2 separate regions of the Homo sapiens genome follow, and region 1 is linked to region 2. A link is an interaction called in ENCODE POLR2A ChIA-PET data of the cell type or tissue named here. Cell type or tissue: OCI-LY7. All regions are shown on one strand.

The links. Peaks named below come from ENCODE experiments on the same cell type or tissue, not always from the same donor. Only the 100,000 strongest peaks of a DNase experiment are listed, where the experiment ranks them.
Region 1: POLR2A ChIA-PET joins it to region 2 with 7 read pairs; 2 of 35 experiments call an interaction of 5 or more read pairs at or near these places.

Annotation. Positions count from the first base shown.
Region 1 is chr12:49,400,863-49,405,862 of GRCh38, forward strand. All of the region lies in intron 2 of SPATS2 (spermatogenesis associated serine rich 2), which reads left to right. Among named protein-coding and RNA genes, the nearest start is that of SPATS2, 36 kb to the left of the region's middle. In OCI-LY7, no CTCF peak of the experiment used is centred here; no DNase peak of the experiment used is centred here.
Region 2 is chr12:49,748,268-49,753,267 of GRCh38, forward strand. It overlaps TMBIM6 (transmembrane BAX inhibitor motif containing 6), which reads left to right. Exons shown (of 10, transcript NM_003217.3): 2 at 4,197-4,282; 3 at 4,706-4,814. The coding sequence starts at 4,227. Among named protein-coding and RNA genes, the nearest start is that of TMBIM6, 9.2 kb to the left of the region's middle. In OCI-LY7, a CTCF peak has its summit at 2,652; a DNase peak (open chromatin) is centred at 2,284; H3K27ac peaks cover 1,322 bases.

The DNA.
Region 1 (5,000 bases), 350 kb before region 2:
TGTTTTATTTTTATTATTTCATTTTAATTTTGAGACAGGATCTTACTCCGTCAGCCAGGCTTGAGTGCCGTGGTGCATAGCTCACTGCATCCTTCAACCTCCCAGGCTCAAGTGATTCTCCCACCTCAGCCTCCCAAGTAGCTGGGACCACAGGCATGTGCCACAACGCCTGACTAATTTTTTTGATTTTTTTTTGTAGAGACAAAGTCTTACTATGTTGCCCAGGCTGGTCTCAACCTCCTGGGATAAGCTGTCCTCCTGTCTCACCCTCCCAAGTAGCTGGAACTATAGCCAAGTACCACCATGCCTGGCTAATTTTAAAATTTTTTGTAGAGACAAGGTCTCCCTATGTTGACCAGGCTGGTCTCAAACTCCTGGGCTCATATGATCCTTCTGCCTCTGCCTCCCAAAGTGCTGGGATTACAGGCATGAGCCACTGCATCTGGCTCTTTTTTTCCTTTTTAAAGCCACATTTAGCTGCATGGTGCAGGCATAGAGTAGATGGACAGCTGCATTTTTTTTAAACATGTTATTCAGGAAAATTTTAAACATACAAAAGTAAATAGAGCCCTCATGTACTCATCACCCAGTTTCAACAAATATTTACTCACTGCTAATCTTGTTTTATTTGTACCCTCAACCATTTCTACTTTTCCATATTATTTTGAAGCAATCCCAAACATCATATTTTGTGCTTAAATATTTCATGTTTCTCTAAAAGATATGAACTCTTACCAAAAAGTACCATTACCATACTAAAAGATTTAACAATTCCTTGATATCAAATATCCTGTCAGTTTCTTTTTCTTTTCTTTTTTAGTTTTTGTTTTATTTTAAAATTTAATTTATTTTTGAGACAGGGTCTCACTCTGTCGCCCCGACTGGAGTGCAGTGGCACGATCTCAGCTCACTGCAACCTCCGCCTCCCAGACTCAAGCGATTCTTCTGCCTCAGCCTCCTGAGTAGCTGGGATTACAGCCATGTAGCACACTGCCCAACTAATTTTTGTATTTTTAGTAGAGACAGGGTTTCGCCATGTTGGCCAGGCTGGTCTTGAACTCCTGACCTCAAATGATCCACCTGCCTGGCCTAGTTTTTGTTTTATTGATTGATTGATTGGTTGATTGATTGTCTGACAGGGTCTCGCTCTGTCGCCCAGGCTGGAGTGCAGTGGTGCAAACACGGCTCATCGCAGCCTTGACCTCTTGGGCTCAGTTGATCCTTCTTCCTCAGCCTCCCAAGTAGCTGGGAGTATAGGCATGCACCACCATGCCCAGCTGTTAGTTTTCTAATTTCCAGTTGCCTCCCGAATGTCCTAAATGTTTTTGTTTTTCTTAACAGGGGTTGTATTTAATCAGGGTTGGTGTTTTGCCAGGCAGGTATGATGAAATGAGAGTGGAAGTCAAGAGACTTGAGGTGTATGCAAGGGAATGATTATAATGATGGACCTTGAACTTGAAGCTGAGGAGGAAAATGAGGATGTAAGAGGGGAATGGGATCAATGGCTTATAAATCCTGGTGGGGTCAAAGGATTTTTAGAGTTAGGGTGCTAGATGGAGCAATCTGAAAAGATACAGAATGGTGATTGGAGAGTAGAGTGCAGCTGAAGTTGAGATTGTTGGGGGACTATAATTATTGTAACGACAAGGTCTAGGGTATTGACTGTGGGAGTGAGTGGAATGTAGGGTAAAGGACGAGATTGTCGTATGAGAGGTGGTCAAGGAACTGAGAGGTGCGAGCATCAGAACAGTCATCTATATGAACATTGAAATCGCCTGGAATGATAGCCCAGTGAACCAGGAACTAAAGTCTTCAAGGCTTAAGGCTTGAGAAGTGACCTAGGCATATCAGATGAATGTAAAGAAGAAGGGGGTAGTGGTGGTATGGTTTGACAGGAGGCTTTTTTCAGGAAGGAAGGGGGAATTATCTGGAAACAAACTAGGTACAAGATAAATAACTTTACCTCTTCTAACCTCTAGGCCCTCTGGTATAAGAGTGTGAGAGAGAAAACACTACGGATAGGACTATAGAGAGAACAGTGGCTTCAGAGCAATTAGATTTCGTTTGGAGCAAAAGAGTGAAGGGACCATTCAGACAAGAGGTTTAAGATATAGGGGATTTAGCTGATGTGTTCCAGGGGATATGATGCAAAGATTTCAGGAATTGAGGAGGAGTGGAGAAAGGGGGTGAGAGTTTGAGGATTCAGAATGACCTGAGAGTCCTGGGATTTTCGTGGTGAGTAACGTAAAGAGGGACACATCATGATGACATTAGTCCTGATGTCTCAAGGCAAATTGTAGTGTAAGCACATGAAGGACAGAGGTAGTGAAGAAGCTGCAGAGTGGACGTTCCCTTTACTTCTGGCAGTGCAGGTGTAGGGAAAGGCGGAGGAGCTGGAGCTCTGTTACTTCTTATTTACTCCTGGGGCCAAAGTGGTCAAAAGTAAAAAGCTGTTATTTCAGCGATTCAAAAACTGGAATTCTTGCTGGGCGTGGTGGCTCATGCCTGTAATCCCAGCACTTTGGGAGGCCGAGGTGGGTGGATCACCTGAGGTCAGGAGTTCGAGACCAGCCTGGACAACATGGTGAAATCCCGTCTCTACTAAAAATACAAAAGTTAGCTGGGTGTGGTGGCGGGTGCTTGTAGACTCAACTACTCGGGAGGCTGAGGCATGAGAATCGCTTGAATCCAGGAGGTGGAGGTTGCAGTGAGCCGAGATCATGCCACTGTCTACACACACACACACACACACACACACACACACACACACACACACACAAACAAAACTGGAATTCTCTGTTATGGCTTATTGATTTTCTATTCCCTGTTTCCTGCCCCTAGTACCCTATTCTTAAATATCCTGGAAACTGGGTGCTGGGGAAATGACAGCAAGATTATAGTAAGGAATTTGGGGCCTCAGCTCAAGGGTTGGAAAGGGAAGGGACAGAAGAAGTTTCAAAGAGAATTAGCTTTAGATTCCTTAAATCTGGCCAAAGAAAAAGAGTAGAAGAGGGAAGTTTGACCTGTGTTCTGGGAAGGGAGAGTAAAGTACTATTTGGAAGTAGGGAACCTGCCTAAGGATTTGTGTCCTGACAGGTTCCAGAAACAGCTGTTGCTGGATGTGAGACTTGACTTTTGCTAGATTCATTCGTTCCAGTGGATATTTACTAGCACCTGCTGTGTGCCAGGCACTGGGCTAGATGCTAGAGATATCATGTTGAGCAAGAGACAAGTTCCTGCTTGCATGGATTTACAATCTTGCAGGGAAGACAATTAAACCAGAAATTACAATTTAACGTGGTGAATGCTATGATAGAAATTGTCAGGGTCCTTTGGAAGCCTCTAGTGAAAGGATCAGATTAGTCTTAGGTGGGGTAGGGAGGGAAAGAGTACAGGTTCTAGAGTTACAGACTTTTTTTTTTTTTCATTTTTTTTTTTTTTAGAGATAAGATCTTGCTCTGTTGCCTAGACTGGGGTGTGGTTGTGTGATCTTAGCTCACTGCAGCCTTGAACTCCTGGGCCGAAGCGATCCTTCCGCCTCAGTCTCCCAAGTAGCTGGGACCACAGGTGCATGCCACTATGCCCAGCTAATTTTTTGTAAAGACTGGGTCTTGCTATGTTGCCAAAGCTGATCTCCAGCTCCTGGCCTCAGGTGATCCTCCTTCCTTGGCCTCCCAAAGTGCTGGGATTATAGGCGTGAGCCACTGTGCCCTGCTTAGAGTAGTCATATTTAAATAGAGACTTGAAAGATGAGCAGAAATTAGCCAAAGAGAATAGGGGAGAATAGTTATGTGTCGAGCAGCCACAGGTATGCTGTCTTTGCCCCTCCAACTGCCAAACCTTGTTTTACCCAGGGGAACAGAGAACAGAGTCATCTGTTCTGATCACTGTCTTCATCCCCAACATTCCTATGTACCAGGGGTTGGTAAACTACTGTTCACGGACAGGTCAGATCTGGCCTGCTGCCTGCTGTTGTATGGCCTGCAAGCTAAGAATGGTTCTTATACTTTTAAGTGGTTGAAAGAATAAAAAGGAGAATATTTTGTGACACATGAAAATTATATTAAATTCAAATATCAGTGTCCCTGAAAAAAACTTGTGTTGGAACACAACCATGCTCATTTTTTTTTTTTTGTATTGTCTATGGCTGCTTTCACACTGCAGCAGCAGATTTGAGTGGTTGCAATACAGACTGTATGGCTTGCAAAGCCTAAAATATTTGGTATCTTGCTCTTTACAGAAAAAGTGTGGCACCTGGTTTAACCCATTATTATTATTTCATTGTACCATGTGTGTATGAGGATTATAATTAGCTACCATTCATTTTCTATGTGCAGTCTACCCTGCTAGATGCTTTACATATTTATATATAATCTTTTTAATAATTTCCAGAGATGTTGGTAACATGCCTAAAATTACACACTTAAATTTTGACACAGTGTCAAAATTTAAACCCAGATGTCTGAATTCAACATCTGTATTCATTTTACTGATCACATTGTGTTATAATTAATTGTTCATATGTCCATCTCTCAAAAAGAGACTTGAGCTTGGGCTGGGCACCGTGGCTCACGCCTGAATTTGCAGCACTTTGGGAGGCTCAGTTGGGTGGATCACCTGAGGTCAGGAGTTTAAAACACAGCCTGGCCAATGTGGCAAAACCCCGTCTTTACTAAAAATACAAAAATTAGCTGGGCGTGGTGACCCATGCCTGTAATCCCAGCTACTTGGGAGGCTGAGGCAGGAGAATCACTTGAACCCGGGAGGTAGAGGTTGCAGTTAGCCGAGGTTGCAGTGAGCCGAGATCACACCACTTAACTCCAGCCTGGGCGACAGAGCGAGACTGTCTCAAAAAAAGGAGGGACTTGAGCTTGAATGATAACTTACTTTTTCGTAAATGTCTACCATTTTTAGTACAGGGCGAGTCCAAATAAATGTTTATTAGACGACTTTCGTGTATATAATTTCATCTGCCTTCTAACAAACCTGTGAGGATAACA
Region 2 (5,000 bases):
ATTTTAGGACAAGGGTAAGGGAGATACCTAGAACAAAACAAGGCATTTAACATGACCTAGATGTCCACTGCTAAGAATGCCTGTCTCCTCCTACCAGCCCCTGCTGTCCCTGTCTTCCCAAGCAAAAGCAGACCACAGGAATATCTAACTCAAACAATTGTGTTTACTTGAGTTTTTTCTTGGGAGAGCTATGTATTAAGCTCTTAGCTTTTTGTTTTTGCATGGCTCTGGCAGAGGAGGCTGGTCAGGGATACCACAGAATGATGACACTTCAGCAAAACTTTAGCAGTATGTGCATGACATGTTGACAGCTTCTGACAGGTTTTCCTCTCCTGGGATGAAGGCATAACAGGAGGCTCTGAATGAAATTAGAGGAATTTGGTTATGATTAACACCTGAACATTTACTTTTCAGTTACAAACGCAGTATAGGCAGATTTTCCACAACTCCAGGAGGCACTATCCACATTGTATTCTATGTAAATAACCCCTCCTCTTTATTTTAGAATTGAATTAGTAAGTAATAGGCTTAGAGGTGTGAAAGGACTGCTGTATTGAATTTTTTAGCAGCTTGTAATGTACTTTTTTTCTTTATTGTGGTAAACTATAACATTTTAATGTGTTTTTTTAAAACAAAGATTTTCATTTAACTGTGGGCTCCTCTGGAATGTTAGCGAGTTACTTGGTTAATGGTACTGAATATAATACTTCAAGCTCTTAAGAGCTGATTGCTCCTAGAATGGAAAATACTTGATATGAGAGCTGCTATTTTTGAGTTAAGTGCAACTTAATCTTGTTTGGCTGAGTTTGCATATCGGCCATTGAAATGTAGGTATCTTTTCTGAGCTTCGCTAGTTGAAGCTAAGATTGAAACTTGGTAAGTTTATTTTATCTGGCAAAACTTGTCAGAACAGTTTGATCTCATTACTTATCTGTATATTCTTGTCTATTTGGAACAGCTCTAGAGCAAACTATCATATTTCTTTGATTCTAAGACCTATGTATTCCCTCTCACATTTTAACATTTCTGAAATTGTCATCTGTACATTGTGTCATATACATTAAATGTATACAGATGCTCCTCAAGACGGGGCTGCATCTGGAAAACCCCATCATAAGTTGAAAATACCGTAAGTTGAAAATGTAAGTCCTTTTCTTTTTGTAAGTCATTTTTGTTTTTTTTTGAAACGGAGTCTCGCTGTGTTGCCCAAGCTGGAGTACAGTGGTGTGATCTCGGCTTACTGCAACCTCCACCTCCTGGATTCAAGTGATTCTCCTGCCTCAGCCTCCCAAGTAGCTGGGACTACAGGGGCGTGCCTCTATGCCCAGATAATTTTTGTATTTTTTGTAGAGACAGGGTTTCGCCGTGTTGGCCAGACTGGTCTCGAACTCCTGACGTCAAAGTGATCCACCTGCCTCGGCCTCCCAAAGTACTGGGATTACAGGCGTGAGCCACTGTGCCCAACCTGTAAGTCATTTTTGAGTCAACGATATTTTTAATTTACAATGGGTGTATCCAGATGTAAGCCATCGCAAATCAAGGAGTGTACCGAATGAGTATCAATTTCTCCCAGTGATAGGTCAACCCTGGTAAGTCAGGGACCATCTGCTTTACCAGGTTTCTTTTTTTTCTCCATAAAGCTAATAAAATTGCTGTGCCCTTTTGCGTCTATAATATTTGGTAGTTACATGTTTTGTTTTAAATTTTGAAATACTGATATTGAAAAACAGAAGTTTTAGTTATTTTTTAATGATTTCAAACCACAAGCTTCTATTAAATCAAAGTGAAATTGCCGTTTGACATCTCATCCCCCTGCCCCAACCCACACAGCCTTTGATGGTTTTGGTTTTTCCATCAACAGTTGTTAAGAGAGAACCAGAAAGAGGCAGTCAGTACCCCCTGGGAAACGTCAGAGAAGTATCTGAGAAAGGGGAGTTTCTGCCATTCTCCCCTCGAACAGATTCCGCCAAGCAGGGTCTGGTTACATGAGCATTGCCTCTTTCTTAGAATCCCCTGGGCGTTTGAGGATCCACCCCGCTCCATCCCTTACCTTTCTTTAATTCTTGTAATTGGAAGCAAGAGGTTCTTTAGCATTGCTGTTGTGAATACTGAGAAACTTGGCTCTGAAAGTTGCTTCAGTATTATTGTAAGTGCTGTCTAGGGATGTCATTAGGGGTGTTAATGGGAAACCTTAAACAAAGACACTTTCCAGGTGCTGAATTCTGCCATGCTGTAAGTGTGCTCTCTAGAGGACATAGTCATATTCATCTTGGTTATGGAAGGCTGTGGTTGGCCTTGTAACAACCTGCAATAATTGCACCATCTAGATCAAGAGGGCCCAGATCCGTGTGACTCAGAGGAGAGAGCAACAACCTTAGTAGGTTCTGCAGCTTCTCACTGTATCTGTCCTTAAGAACAGAATTAACAAAAGTTCTGAGGTGAGTAGTGATGTTAATGAGAGAAGGAAAGAAGAAACCAGAGAAAGCAAGCCAGCCATTGTGATTGTTTCATTTGTGGGAGAGAGCCTCAGGAAGCAGATGATGTTTATATCTTTCCACTGGCCCAGGATTCCTTAGGAAATTTGTTTGGGGACTGTAACTTTTATTATTACCTAGATGAATTGTTCTGAGTGTTGGGCTGGGTGCTGATTAGAGTGCTTCATTCAGTAGGTGGCGTTTCACACAACTTTATGTTTGAATCCCTTCCTCCCTGCCCCTCCTTTTCTGGTAGATTTAAAATGGATGGGCATTATGGCCCTGATAGGAGTTTGGAGGATTTATATTTAGAAGAGATGAAAGTTCTTGACTGGATCTTTAGTACTGTAGATTGAACACGTTTACTTAGGATTGCATGTGAAATAGGGGAGGGAGCAAAACTTAAGAACTTGACTTTATGGTGTTGATATGATCTAACCTGGATATAGTTCAGTTTAAAAATGCCCTTTTTGACATTGGGACAGTTGGCAAAAATCTGAATAAGGTCTGCAGATTAGAAATAGTATTGCATTAGTATTAATATCCTGATTTTGATCATTGCTTTCAGGATATACACACTGAAGTGTTTAGGAGCACTGTGTCTGTATGGTTAGGGAAAAAATATTTTTACATCTGTCTATATATTGCTATATAGAAAGAAGATGAAGCAAATGTGAAATATTAGCATTTAGGAAATCTGGGTGAAGGTTGTACAGGAATTCTTTGTACTGTTCTAACCTTTCTGTAGGAAAGGTTCTGAAACTGTCAAAAAAATACCCCCCAAAAAATCCTCCTTTCTGCATAAATTCCTTTTTTATGGAGGTAGGAACCTCTCTTTTTTTAAAATTGTGAGTCCTTTTCAGTTCAGTTCTTAAATGTGTTAGGTTAAGAAAATTTGATACGCATATATTTAAAATGCAAGTCTTAATGCCAGACCCAGCTTTATAGTTTTTGTTTGTTTTGTTAAGACTAGTCAAAGTTTTGTTTTTTATCTTTGAGGTGCTGCTAGTGAGATAATTTTTTTTTTTTTTTTTTTTTTTGAGATGGACTCTTGCCCTGTTGCCCAGGCTGGAGTGCAGTGGCGTGTCTTGGCTCACTGCAGCCTCTGCCTCCCAGGTTCAAGCAATTCTTCTGTCTTAGGCTCCTGAGTAGCTGGGATTACAGGTGTGTGCCAACACACCCAGCTAATTTTTGTATTTTTAGTAGAGACAGGGTTTCACCATGTTGGCCAGGCTGGTCTCGAACTCCTGACCTCAGGTGATCCGCCCACCTCAGCCTCTCAGAAGTGCTGGGATTATAGGCCTCAGTGAGCCACTATGCCCAGCCAAGGGAATTCTTTAGCATCTTGAAACAATGACATAAAATTGCTTTATGTGCCAATGTCTAGGTTCCTTTAACTAGATTGTTAATTGAGAATTTCTTTTATAAACTTACTGCCTTTTAAAGTGGCAAATCACCTGAAAGAATAGAAATCAGATGATAGTAACAAAATAGTTTGAGGGAGAAGAAGATGCATTCAATTCCTCTGTCGTCTTTAAGATGGTTGACTATGATTGCAAATATATTGTAGGACACATAAAAATAAAAATGGTTGTGTTAGGGCTGTAGAATTTTAGGCAAGTTTTCATCTTTCTGAACTTACATGTTGCTTTTTTTTTTTTTTATAAGCTGTTCGTGTGATTCTGTATGACTTAATGACTCTAACCTTTCTTTATTCTGCAGAGTGGAGACTGCTGCACGGACTCTGGAACCATGAACATATTTGATCGAAAGATCAACTTTGATGCGCTTTTAAAATTTTCTCATATGTAAGTGTTTTGACCTTGACTGGTTTTGTACTGCATTTCTTTTCATATCTCTTTGTCCCTTTTCTGCATTTATAACTTTTGTGTGTATAAGCTAACAAATTAACTTGGCCAGAATCCAGAGGACCTGATGAAAATGTCCAAATTCTACACGTTGCTGTGTGGTTATTGGAAAGGCATTTATTCTAGTTTGGGTACTGATTATTCATAATTTTGGGCATTTGGTCTTCCTCAGCATTTAAGGTTCTGTTAACCTATTTTCAAAATATTATTTTTTATTGTAATATGCTTTCCTAAAAGTATTTCAAACTATTTGTAACAGAACTTTTACATATTCCCAGGAAGGGAAAGAGAGAAATGATTCTTCTTAGCTTAAATATGAGATTGATCTGGGACTGATTGCTCTTATTCACATTCTTTTCTTAGAACCCCGTCAACGCAGCAGCACCTGAAGAAGGTCTATGCAAGTTTTGCCCTTTGTATGTTTGTGGCGGCTGCAGGGGCCTATGTCCATATGGTCACTCATTTCATTCAGGTAAGAACGATTTTCTCTCCTGGTTGCTGTGGTACAAATTACATTAGGAAAAAACCAGCTCAGCAAGGTGGTCCAAGGGACCCTGTTCCTCTCTTTAATCTTTATCAGTAGTTTAGGATTTAAACTCAGACATTAAATCAGGACATGTAAAGCCATTTTAATTTTCTGGCAACTGTGCCCCCTCTA